Linked DNA regions of Homo sapiens: region 1 is linked to region 2. A link is an interaction called in ENCODE POLR2A ChIA-PET data of the cell type or tissue named here. Cell type or tissue: Panc1. All regions are shown on one strand. Each heading gives the region's core, and the rest is flanking DNA. Links, peaks and the distances in the headings are about the cores only. Region 1 has its middle 6.5 kb from the start of NR1D1. Region 2 has its middle 8.6 kb from the start of WIPF2.

What was found. Peaks named below come from ENCODE experiments on the same cell type or tissue, not always from the same donor. Only the 100,000 strongest peaks of a DNase experiment are listed, where the experiment ranks them.
Region 1: POLR2A ChIA-PET joins it to region 2 with 5 read pairs; 20 of 35 experiments call an interaction of 5 or more read pairs at or near these places.

What each region holds. Positions count from the first base shown.
Region 1 is chr17:40,104,442-40,109,810 of GRCh38, reverse strand. No RefSeq gene overlaps it. Among named protein-coding and RNA genes, the nearest start is that of NR1D1, 6.5 kb to the right of the region's middle. RefSeq lists enhancers at 931-1,464, 1,465-1,999, 2,436-3,065. In Panc1, for the core only: no CTCF peak of the experiment used is centred there; no DNase peak of the experiment used is centred there; H3K27ac peaks cover 435 bases.
Region 2 is chr17:40,208,033-40,213,401 of GRCh38, reverse strand. No RefSeq gene overlaps it. Among named protein-coding and RNA genes, the nearest start is that of WIPF2, 8.6 kb to the left of the region's middle. RefSeq lists an enhancer at 151-445. In Panc1, for the core only: no CTCF peak of the experiment used is centred there; no DNase peak of the experiment used is centred there.

The DNA of each region.
Region 1 (5,369 bases), core at 74-5,073, 100 kb after region 2:
AAAGGATAAACAAATAAAATTCTAACCTTTTCTTTCTTTCACTCTCCCCTCACCCAGTACCTTCCACTCCTCTTTGAGATCTCAGCTACTCATTAGCCTACTACTGTTGTGCCATTTGCCCGCATTTCCAGAATCTGCACACAGGAGGCACTCAATAAATGCTTTTTACTCTGAGTCAAACTAAATCTGATTACGCCCTGTGGCTGGACTTTGAGATGAAGCAGCACAAAGGGGGAAGGTAGACATGCCCCCAGATCTTTTTTTTTTTTTTTTTTTTTGAGACAGGGTCTCACTCTGTCGCCCAGGCTGGAGTGCAGTGTGTGATCTTGGCTCATGGTAACCTCCACCTCCCAGTTCAAGGAATTCTCCTGCCTCAGCCTCCTGAGCAGCTGGGATTACAGGCACACACCACACCCGGCTAATTTTTGTATTTTTTTGTAGAGACGGGGTTTCACCATGTTGACCAGGCTGGTGTCCAATGCGTGGCCTCAAGTGATCCGCCTGCCTCAGCCTCCCAAAGTGCTGGGATTACAGGGATGAGCCACCACGCCCAGCTGACATGTCCCCAGATCTTGGGCTAGATTCTCCTAGAGGACTGATTGTTAGGGACCGAAGACCTAAAGCAGTGGGTCTCAGGCTTCCCAGAATCCCAAGGGCCTTGTTAAAACTCAGATTGCTGGGTTTTGCTCCCAGAGCTTCTGATTCAATCCACCTGGGATGGGGCCTGGGAATTTGCATTTCTAACATGTTCCCAGGTGACCCCAGATCCCTATGCTTATCTTGAGAACCACTGTCTTAGAGAACCCCAGCCCCTCCCCCCACTGTTTACCATGAGGACTTGATTGGTTCCATTTTTTTTTTTTTTTTGAGACAGGGCCTCGCTCTGTTGCCCAGGCTGGAGTGCAGTTGCATGATCTCGGCTCACTACAACCTCCGCCTCCCGGGTTCAAGCGATTCTCATGCCTCAGCCTCCCAGGTAGCTGGGATTACAGGCGCCCACTACCATGCCTGGCTAATTTTTTTTTATTTTTTGTAGAGATGGGGTTTCACCATGTTGGCCAGGCTGGTCTCGAACTCCTGACCTCAAATGATCCGCCCACGTTGGCCTCCCAAAGTGCTGGGATTACATGGTTCCAATTTTATATAGGAGGAAGGAACTGGTACCACCCTAACCAGTACAGAGATCTTAAGAGAGGGTAAGGGCAGGCGTAAGTCGGTCTCTAACTGATTATCCATTCTGTCTCTTTTTAAATAGTCCATTGATTCCATCCTTATTGAAAGTCACTTCCCCAAAACATGTTTTGCAGCAGCAACAGGAGCACTAGGAATTTCCTGTGACGAGGCAGCGCCAGTGCTGGGGAGGGGTGGAGGCAGTGCTGAGCGAGCGCCTTCCCTTGGCTCGGGCAGGGCCACGTGCCCCACCCCCTCGCTTGCACATGTCTCCACCGCCACCGCCGCAGCAGCCGGGCTGTTTATGAGCGAGTTGTTGTGGTAGAAATGGAGCAGGCTGCACATGCCCGGGCCATGTGACCCCGGCAGCCCGCGTGAGCCTCGAGCCGGCACAAACACACTGGGCCCCTTCCTCCGTGGGCCAGAGAAACAGGAGGCAAGATGAGGAAGGAGGGAAAGCGCGCGGGGCTCCCTTCTTGTCTCCTTGCGCTTTATCCTGCTTCTGTCTCCTTTTGTCTCTCCTGAGCCACCAGGGGAGCAAACACCCAGAAAAGAAACATGGTCTCCCCAAGCATATTTTCCTCCCAGGCAGCCCCTTGGTGTTTTCACAACCCAGAACCCTAAGCCTCAAAAGAACAAAGGACCTTCCCAAGCCAAGAACACAGAACAGCCCACCCCAGCCCTCATGGTGATGTGTTGATGTCTGCCCAGAGCCAAGACTTGGCTTCCCTGTAGCCTGGGCTCCCCAAATCAGGCTACCCTGTCCCCTCTTTCTAGGAAGGAGGATGACACACACACGCAGCAAGTGCCCCCTCCAGGGTTAGAACAAGGACAGTTCAGGGATTTGTGTGTTTGGGGACATGAAGCAAAGGTTCTGCAACAGTGGTCTGTGAGGTTAGTGGACCGGAAGGGGAAAGTCCCTCTGCTACTTGGAGATGGGGAAGAGCCGAGGGCTGGAGGAAACCTAGAAGGGCTTTCCCAATAACCCCTGTGTAGCTGCAGAACAAATGCGTGTGCAAAAGGCAAATTCAGCCTCCATCCCTCATTGAAGTGCCCCCTTCCATCTGCCTGGCCCTCTAACCTCCATTGGTCCTTCTCTGGGCACTCTAACCACAGACCCCCACTTCTGGCTCTCTGCTTCTGCCCCCTACTCGTGACCCCATTTCTAAGCTGCGGTGCCTCTTGCTGGGCTATGAGACTATGCTAGAGTCAGGGGGACAGTAGGTTAGCAGGAACAAGCAAATGAAATGAGCACGACCCACATTTCCTCATCGCACCAAAACTTCGCAGATCCTGCATTGCAGAGCTAGCGCTTTTTTTTTTTTTTTTTAATCTCCGCTGGGCCCCTACACACGTCTGCATTTTTGCAACCAGCACAGATTTTTTTTTTCCAGGGTGCAAACTGCGCATTCTAATGAGCCAAAGCTCCTTCCTGCGGCATTGAAAATCTCTTTGGCAAACTGCTTCTTCCCCACTCGCCCTCCCCCCAATTTAGAAGAGGAGGAGGGATCCCAAATTTGTGAAGTCGCATCCTCTCTCTCTCCTTCTCCTGCCCCCCCTCCCCCAAGATACCGCAGTCTTTCCAGCCCGACTAACAGCTGCAGACCAGGGGAGAGGAGTGAGAGGAGGGAAAGTAAGCCTTGTTCCTTCTTTCCACTCAGGCTGAGCCGGCCGGGCGGGGGTTGCTTTTTTCCCTGGGCAGCCATTGCAACCCCCCTTTCCTCCCCATCCCAGCCAGTGTTTATGTAAGCCTCCCAGAAGCTACACAAGGCCCCTAATGCCTGCCCAGGCCACCGCTCCTCCGAGGTCCATTCTGCTCACGAGGACTGTCATGAGCCTCTGGCCTCCCCAGGCAGCTAATGGTGATCTGCAGAGGCCCAAAGGATGGAGAGACACTGGATAAGGAGAGGGTTTGAGATGGAGCTTGGGATAAAGGGTAGAGATGGAAGCAGATGCAGAGCACCCCCTCTCCCTTTCCTCCACCTCCCCCACATTCTCCCTGCATCTGAGTTCTACAGAGGCTCAAGGGCAGCCAATGGGCAGGTGCAGGGGCCTGGAAGATGATACCACTGTGGCTCCAGCAGCATGGCAAAGATTGGACAGGAGGCCTTAGCAGAGCATGTACTGGATGCCAGAAAAAGGGTCATCTGGGGCTTAGTCTCCACTGCCAAGGACAATCCATGCCTCCTCCAGGATCCTGTGATGTGGGTGAGATCCTAGGTTCTGAGAGAGGGGACCCTTCTTCAGGTTCTTCAAAGCATCTGCTGAAGAAGCATTGGCCCAGGACAGTGGCTTTCGGAAGGGCTGGTTTTAGAGGTGCACGTTGCTCAAGCAGGTAAATGGGGAAGTGGGATGCTGTTTCCTTAAGGCTTTGGACACAACTTTTGTTGGTCCTTGGTGGCCTTCCACACGCTCCCTCAACCAATCTTCTTAATACAGCTCCTGGAATGAAGCACCATGGGACTTCAGAGGGCCCTGACCTACTTGCCCCACTCTCCTCACCACCAGCAGCAGACCCCAAATTCAGAGGGTTTGGGTAGAGAAGAGAGTTCAGACGCCTGTTTCTGTTAGTCACCTCTATAGCAGTCTGTGGTTTGTGCACCCTGTTCCTGCCCCTTCTACTTTTAGAACCAGATGAGGGAAATGTAGGACGGGGAGTGGGAAGAGTTTAGGGGAAGAGGAAATGTGCCTGGGGTTAAAAGAGAGATTTTGGAAAGCTGAGGTACTCCCTGGGACAGGGACAAGGGGTGCTTCAGGCTTCTGTTCTTGGTGATATATCCCACTTCCAAGCATCACCATTGCTTGGGAAACACCAGGATGAGTTTGCTGCTCAGACGTTCCCCTAGGGTGGCAGTAATCTCTCTAGGAGGGGCAGTCTTGCTAGCAGAAAGAGTTTCATCTTCACGCCTGGGGTTGAATCCCCAGCATTGCCATTTTCATTGTGACGCTGACAGTGGTAGTTCAAGAGATAGCTAGAGGGGAGATTTAGCCCCTCCAATAATCTCCATCCGCGCTATCATTCTTTGATGGACATCTTCTCAGTCTTAAGTGCTATGCAAATTACAGCTTCAAGACTAATCACCTAGACCCTCTGGCACCCTGGGCAAGTTAATAAAGTTCTCTAAGTCTCAGTTTCCCCATCTCTAAAATAAGAATGAGACCTACAGCATAGGGTTGTTGTGAATATTAAATGAGATAATGTGTACAAAACACTTTGCACAGTGCCTGGCATACGGTTGGTACTTAATACATATTTATGGTTTCCTTTCCTTGGAAAAAGCAGTAGTGAGGTAAAGATAGAATCTGAGGCAAAACACATCCATGGAACCCAGCCCTGGCTCATGCCTCGCCCTTGCTTTCTCCATCCCCCTCCCCCCACCACACTGAGAAACAAGTTAGCTCAGACTCTGTCCTTCCTGTGGCATGTTCTTAAAGTTCTCCCCAAAACATCCAGGCTTTGGGTGGGGTTGGGAAAGATAGCTGGCCTTTTAGAGACAAAGAAAAGGATTTAGGAGGGCAGGGAGTGAGTCTCTCCCAGGCACATGGCTGGTTCCCTGATTCAGGGGCATCCCCAGCATTTCTATACCAGGTTTGCATCACCTGGGCAGACAGGTTTCTACTCTGGGCAATGGTTTCTTGGTGAGAAAGGAGGGGGATGGGAAGGCATCTACAGAAGCCTGACCTGTTTCCAGCAAGGACCCACCCTCAGTCAGTCAGTCAGTCAGTCAGTCAGTCAGTCAAGCAGTTGGCCCAAGATTTAGGCCACCCAGAATTTGCACAGGGTGTTGCCCTGTTACCCAGAACAACCTACTGACAGGGAGAACAGATCTCAGATCAAACATGCACACCCACACACACAGCATTCACACTCACACACAAACATGCAGTCTCACTCATAGTCATAGAATCACACACACACACACACACACGTGCACACATACATAACTGACCAGAGCTTAGTGTTCTCAATACCTTTCCTTCTTCTCCTCTGTGTCTGCTGTCCTCTGCAGTCCAAATAAATCAAGGAAAATTAAAGACATATTTGGAAACACACAGGCAGGATCCAACACTGCCCCTAATGGGAAGGTTCGTCCCCAGAATCCCAGACTTGGGAATCCAAGTGGAAGTGTATGCAGAACCAGGGCAGTGCCTTGCTGTACCAGGTTGTGAATATGCATCTTTTCTACCTGGATCCAATC
Region 2 (5,369 bases), core at 110-5,109:
ACTTCAACCTTCACCTCCCAGGTTCAAGCGATTCTCCTGCCTCAGCCTCCCGAGTAGCTGGGACTACAGGCGCATGCCACCACACCTGGCTAATTTTTGCATTTTTCTTAGAGACAGGGTTTCACTGTTAGCCAGGCTGGTCTCGAACTCCTGACCTCGTGATCTGCCTGCCTCAGCCTCCCAAAGGGCTGGGATTACAGGCATGAGTCACCATGCCTGGCTGAGTCTGCGTTCTTAATGTCCTGGCTGGTGACTTTCCACCCTACCATATCCAATGTCACAGGGTCTTGCTCCGTCACCCAGGCTGGAATGCAGTAGCACAATCATAGGTGGCTGTAACTTGGAACTCCAAGGTTCAAGCAATCCTGCCACAGCTTTCCAAATAGCTGTGACTACAGGCCCACACCACCATGCCCAGCTAATTTTTTTTTTGTTTTTAGTAGAGACAAGGTCTCACTGTGTTACCCAGGCTGATCTGGAACGCCTAGGTTCCAGTGATCCTCCTGCCTTAGCCTCCTAGAGTGCTGGGATTACATGTGTAAGCCACTACACCCAGTCCCAATGTTCCTTTCTTATAACAAATATTTTGCAACACTAATATCCCAAAGTGAAATGAACAGATAATATAACCTGCCTGGACACATGATTTCAAAAAACAAATCAATATGATGTCTTGATTATAAAAAAGACAAATAGGCCGGGCACGGTGGCTCACACTTGCAATCCCAGCACTTTGGTAGGCCAAGGCGGGTGGATTACCTGAGGTTAGGAGTTCAAGACCAGCCTGGCCAACATGGGGAAATCTCATCTCTACTAAAAATATAAAGAATTAGCCAGGCATGATGGTGGGCACCTTTAATCGCAGCTACTCAGGAGGCTGAGGCAGGAGAATTGCTTGAACCCGGGAAGCAGAGGTTGCAGTGAGCTAAGAGCATGCCATTGCACTCCAGCCTGGGCAATGAGAGTGAAACTCCGTCTCAAAAAAAAAAAAAAGACAAATAGAAGGATGGCGTTTCAATATGCAAATACCCAGGCACCATTACACTAGAAGATAAAGTAGTCAGATACTTGCACCCATACCTAGAATCACTAAGAGTGTGGTAGAGATAAATGCAGACTGACCTAAGGGTGTTGTATAGAACAGCATTGCCATTAGGGTTGTGATTTTCCAAAATGGTAAACAACTTTTGATAAAGTTCTGAACAATACAAAACAATTTACATAGTAGTTGCATTCTTGGAAAAAAACAGGTCATATTAAATACGTGCAAAAATATTTCATGTTTATGCCTTCCTTTGTCTGCCAGGCCAAGTACCTGGAAGACTCTGTCTCCCCAAAAAACAACTAAAAATCTCAGATAAAAATTATTATTTTTTTAAATTTTTTTTTAGACGGAATTTCACGCTCTCGCCCAGGCTAGAGTGCAGTGGCAGAATCTCAGCTCACTGCAACCTCCGCCTCCTGGGTTCAAGCGATTCTCTTGCCTTAGCCTCCCGAGTAGCTGGGATTACAGGTATGCGCCACCACGCCTGGCTAATTTTTTGTATTTTTAGTAGAGATAGGGTTTCACCATGTTAGCTAGGATGGTCTCAATCTCCTGACTTCATGATCTGCCACCTTGGCCTCCCAAAGTGCTGGGATTACAAGCATGAGCCACCGCGCCTGGCCTAATTTTTTTTTTTTTTTGAAATGGAGTCTCATTGTGTTGCCCAAGCTGGAATGTAATGGCGTGATCTTGGCTCACCACAACCTCTGCCTCCTGGGTTCAAGCGATTCTCCTGCCTCAGCCTCCCGAGTAGCTGGGATTACAGGCATGAGCCACCACACCCAGCCTAAATTTTTTTAAATTTTAAATGCTTTGATGAGCTGCTGAAAAAGTAAGGAATTTTCAGGGCAAAATAAAATAAGGCAGGGGATGCAGAGAGAGGTCAGTGGAACACTGAAACAAGCTTTTACTCTGAGGGCACTTGACTAACCTGGTGAACTTGAACTTTTGTTATTGTCTCATGGGAAGGGGAAACACCCCAAAACCTCTCCAGAGGGGAATTTTTTTTTTTTTTTTGAGATGGAGTCTTGCTCTATCACCAGGCTGGAGTACAGAGGTGCAGTCTCGGCTCACTGCAAGCTCTGCCTCCTGGGTTCAAGCAATTCTCCTGCCTCAGCCTCCCAAGTTGCTGGGACTACAGGCGCGTGCCAGCACGCCCAGCTAATTTTTTGTATTTTTAGTAGAGACGGGGTTTCACCATGTTGGCCAGGATTGTCTCAATCTCTTCACTTCATGATCTTCCCGCCTCAGCCTCCCAAAGTGTTGGGATTACAGGCATGAGCCACCGTGCTCAGTCTTCAAAGGGGAATTTAATAGGAGATTCCCCCACCGTAAAGATGGGACCCACTCACGCCTGTAATCCCAGCACTTTGGGAGGCTGAGGTGGGTGGCTCACTCGTGACCAGGAGTTCCAGACCAGCCTGGCCAATGTGGTAAAACCCCATCTCTACTAAAAATACAAAAATTAACCGGGCATGATGGCAGGTGCCTGTAATCACAGCTACTCTGGAGGCTGAGGCATAAGAATGGCTTGAACCCAGGAGGCAGAGGTTGGGGTGAGCCAAGATTGTGCCACTGCACTCCAGCCTGGACAACAAGAGCGAGCCTCTGTCTCAGAAACTATATATATATTAAAAAAAAAAAATTAGCCAGACGTGGTGGCGAGCACCTATAAGTCCAGCTACTTGGGAGGCCGAGGCAGGAGAATAGCTTGAACCTGTGAGGCAGAGCTTGCAGTGAGCCAAAATTGTGTCACTGCACTCAAGCTGGGGTGACAGAGCAAGACTCTGGAAAAAAAAAAAAAGAGTTTTGTGGAAACCAAGGATAATTCTTGGTTGGGTGTCCCTTGTATTATAGCACTCCAGTATCCCTGACCACTGACCATCAAATGCCAATAGCACGTTCTTACCATTGTGATAGATGGACAACGACATTTCCAAAATGCTCCCATGAAGAGCTACTGCCTCACGCTATACTGTCAAGCTGACAGGGGCCAATTTATGAAGGACTTAATTATGTATTGAGAAAAGTTAGATTTTATCTCAAGGGAAACCATTGAAAGGCTTAAGCAGAGAAGACCAAGATGCTCTTGGTATTCTAGAAAGATACCTCTGACTGCAGCAAGGAGGATGGATTAGATGGGGCCAGGTTGGAGGCCGGAACACCAGTTGGGAGACTGCTAGGAAAGGCCAACTGGGAGATGACAGTTGTCTACACTGAGTGGCTGCTGGACACTGGCTTGGCACAAAGCCTCTGAAGTCAGGGCTGCCTGTCTGTCTGCAGAACCTAAGGCCTCTTAGTTCTCCCCACTCTTGAATAAGGTGAGACTTTGGGCAAATTATCCAACCTCTACCAGTCTCAGGTTCCTCATCTGCAAAATGAGCAGATAAGCCCAAATGGAATGCATCCCAAGTGTTTACACACATGGAAACCACTCACCAATCTTAGCCATGTTTGTGATTAGAGTATCAGCAGCAGAGATGGAGAGGGGTAAGTCTAGAGATATTTAAGAAAAGGAATGCGGGACCAAAGAGTGGGAGGACCCAAATATGATTGCTAAATTTCTGACTTGAACTCCTGCTTGGAGGTGATGTTAACACTTAGCTGGAAACAGTTGCAGAGCAAGAGGAGGGGCTGGGGCACTGGAGGAGCCCGAATAGCACAGTGGAATGACCAAGAAGAGAGATTCCTTAGATCACTGGATATTTGGGTCTGAAACTGAGGAGAGTAATCCTAGGAATTTGGGACTCATAAACTGTGGTAGCTAATTTCCAAAGATGGCTCCCAGTGAACCAGGAGTCCTGGTATTTATTGAATGTGGGGCTGGCCTGTGACTGCTCTTAACCAGTGGAATGCAGCAGAATTGAAGCTGTACCAGGTTCAGGACTAAATTGTAAAAAGACTTGACAGCTTCTACTTTTTTGCTTTTGGGAGTCATCTCCCATGTGAGAAATCAGGTACTCTGCTGCAGAGACCACCTGGAGGGAGAAGCCTGGACATGGAGAGAAAAGTCCAGCCATCCTTGTGGTCCCTTTGTTCCCACCAGGGCTCAGGACATGTGAGCTAGCATCCTAGCTAGCTCCAGTGGCTTTTTTTTTTTTTTTTTTTTTTTTTTTTGAGACTGAGTCTCGCTTTGTCAGGCTGGAGTGCAGTGGCACGATCTCGGCCCACTGCCATCTCCGCCTCCCGAGTTCAAGCGATTCTTCTGCCTCAGCCTCCTGAGAAGCTGGGATTACAGGCACCAGCCACCATGCCCGACTAATTTTTGTATGCTTAGTAGAGATGGGGTTTTGCCACACTGGCCAGGCTGGTCTCAAACTCCTGACCTCAGGTGATCCGCCCGCCTCGGCCTCCCAAAGTGCTGGGATTACAGGCGTAAGCCACTGCACCTGGCCCTCCAGTGGCCTTCTGACTGCAGCAAGAGAGACCTCAAGTGAGACCAGAAGAACTATCCAGCTAAGCTCCCATCAGCCCGGAAGATCATGAGAAGTTATAAAATGGTTGCTGTTTTTAGGCTGGGTGCAGTGGCTCACACCTGTAATCCTAGCACTTTGGGACGCTGAGGCAGGTAGATCACCTGAGGTCAGGAGTTCAAAACCAGCCTGGGCAACATAGTGAAACCCTGTCTCTACTAAAAATACAAAAATTAGCTGGGCGTGGTGGCTCATGCCTGTAATCCCAACTATTTGGGAGACTGAGGCACAAGAATCACTTGAACCCAGGAGGCGGAGGTTGCAGTGAGCCAAGATCATGCCACCGCACTCCAGCCTGGGCGACAGAGCAAGACTCTGTCTCAAAAAAAAATAAAAAGTAAAATAAAATAAAACAAAGTTGTCATTTTTAAGCTACTAAATTTGGAACTGTTTGTTATGCAGCAGTAGATTCCCAAACACAAATATGACGATGAAATCTAAGCCCAGGATTATGGAAGGAAAAAAAAAGGGCTCAAGAGGGAGCTGGGGCACTCCACATACAAGGACCAGGCTGAGGGAGAGGCCAGTGAGGAAGACTGAGAAAGAGAAGACAGGGAAATCCTGAGAACGTAGCATCCTGGAAGCAGCGATAAGTGTTCCAGAAGGAAGAATGGTCAGAAATATCAAATGCCAGCAATAGGAAAATAAGTGTTCTTGGATTTGGTAACATGGGAGTCATCGGTGCTCTTGACCCAGGCAGATTATGTGAGTGATGACAGAGAAAGCCAGATGCACTGGGTTGAGAATCAAAGAGAAACACAGAACAGCAAAACCAAACAAACCAGTAATATATGCTGACCTGGATGAGCCTCACAGGCAGAGTGTTGTGGATGGGGAGTTGCTGAACACCA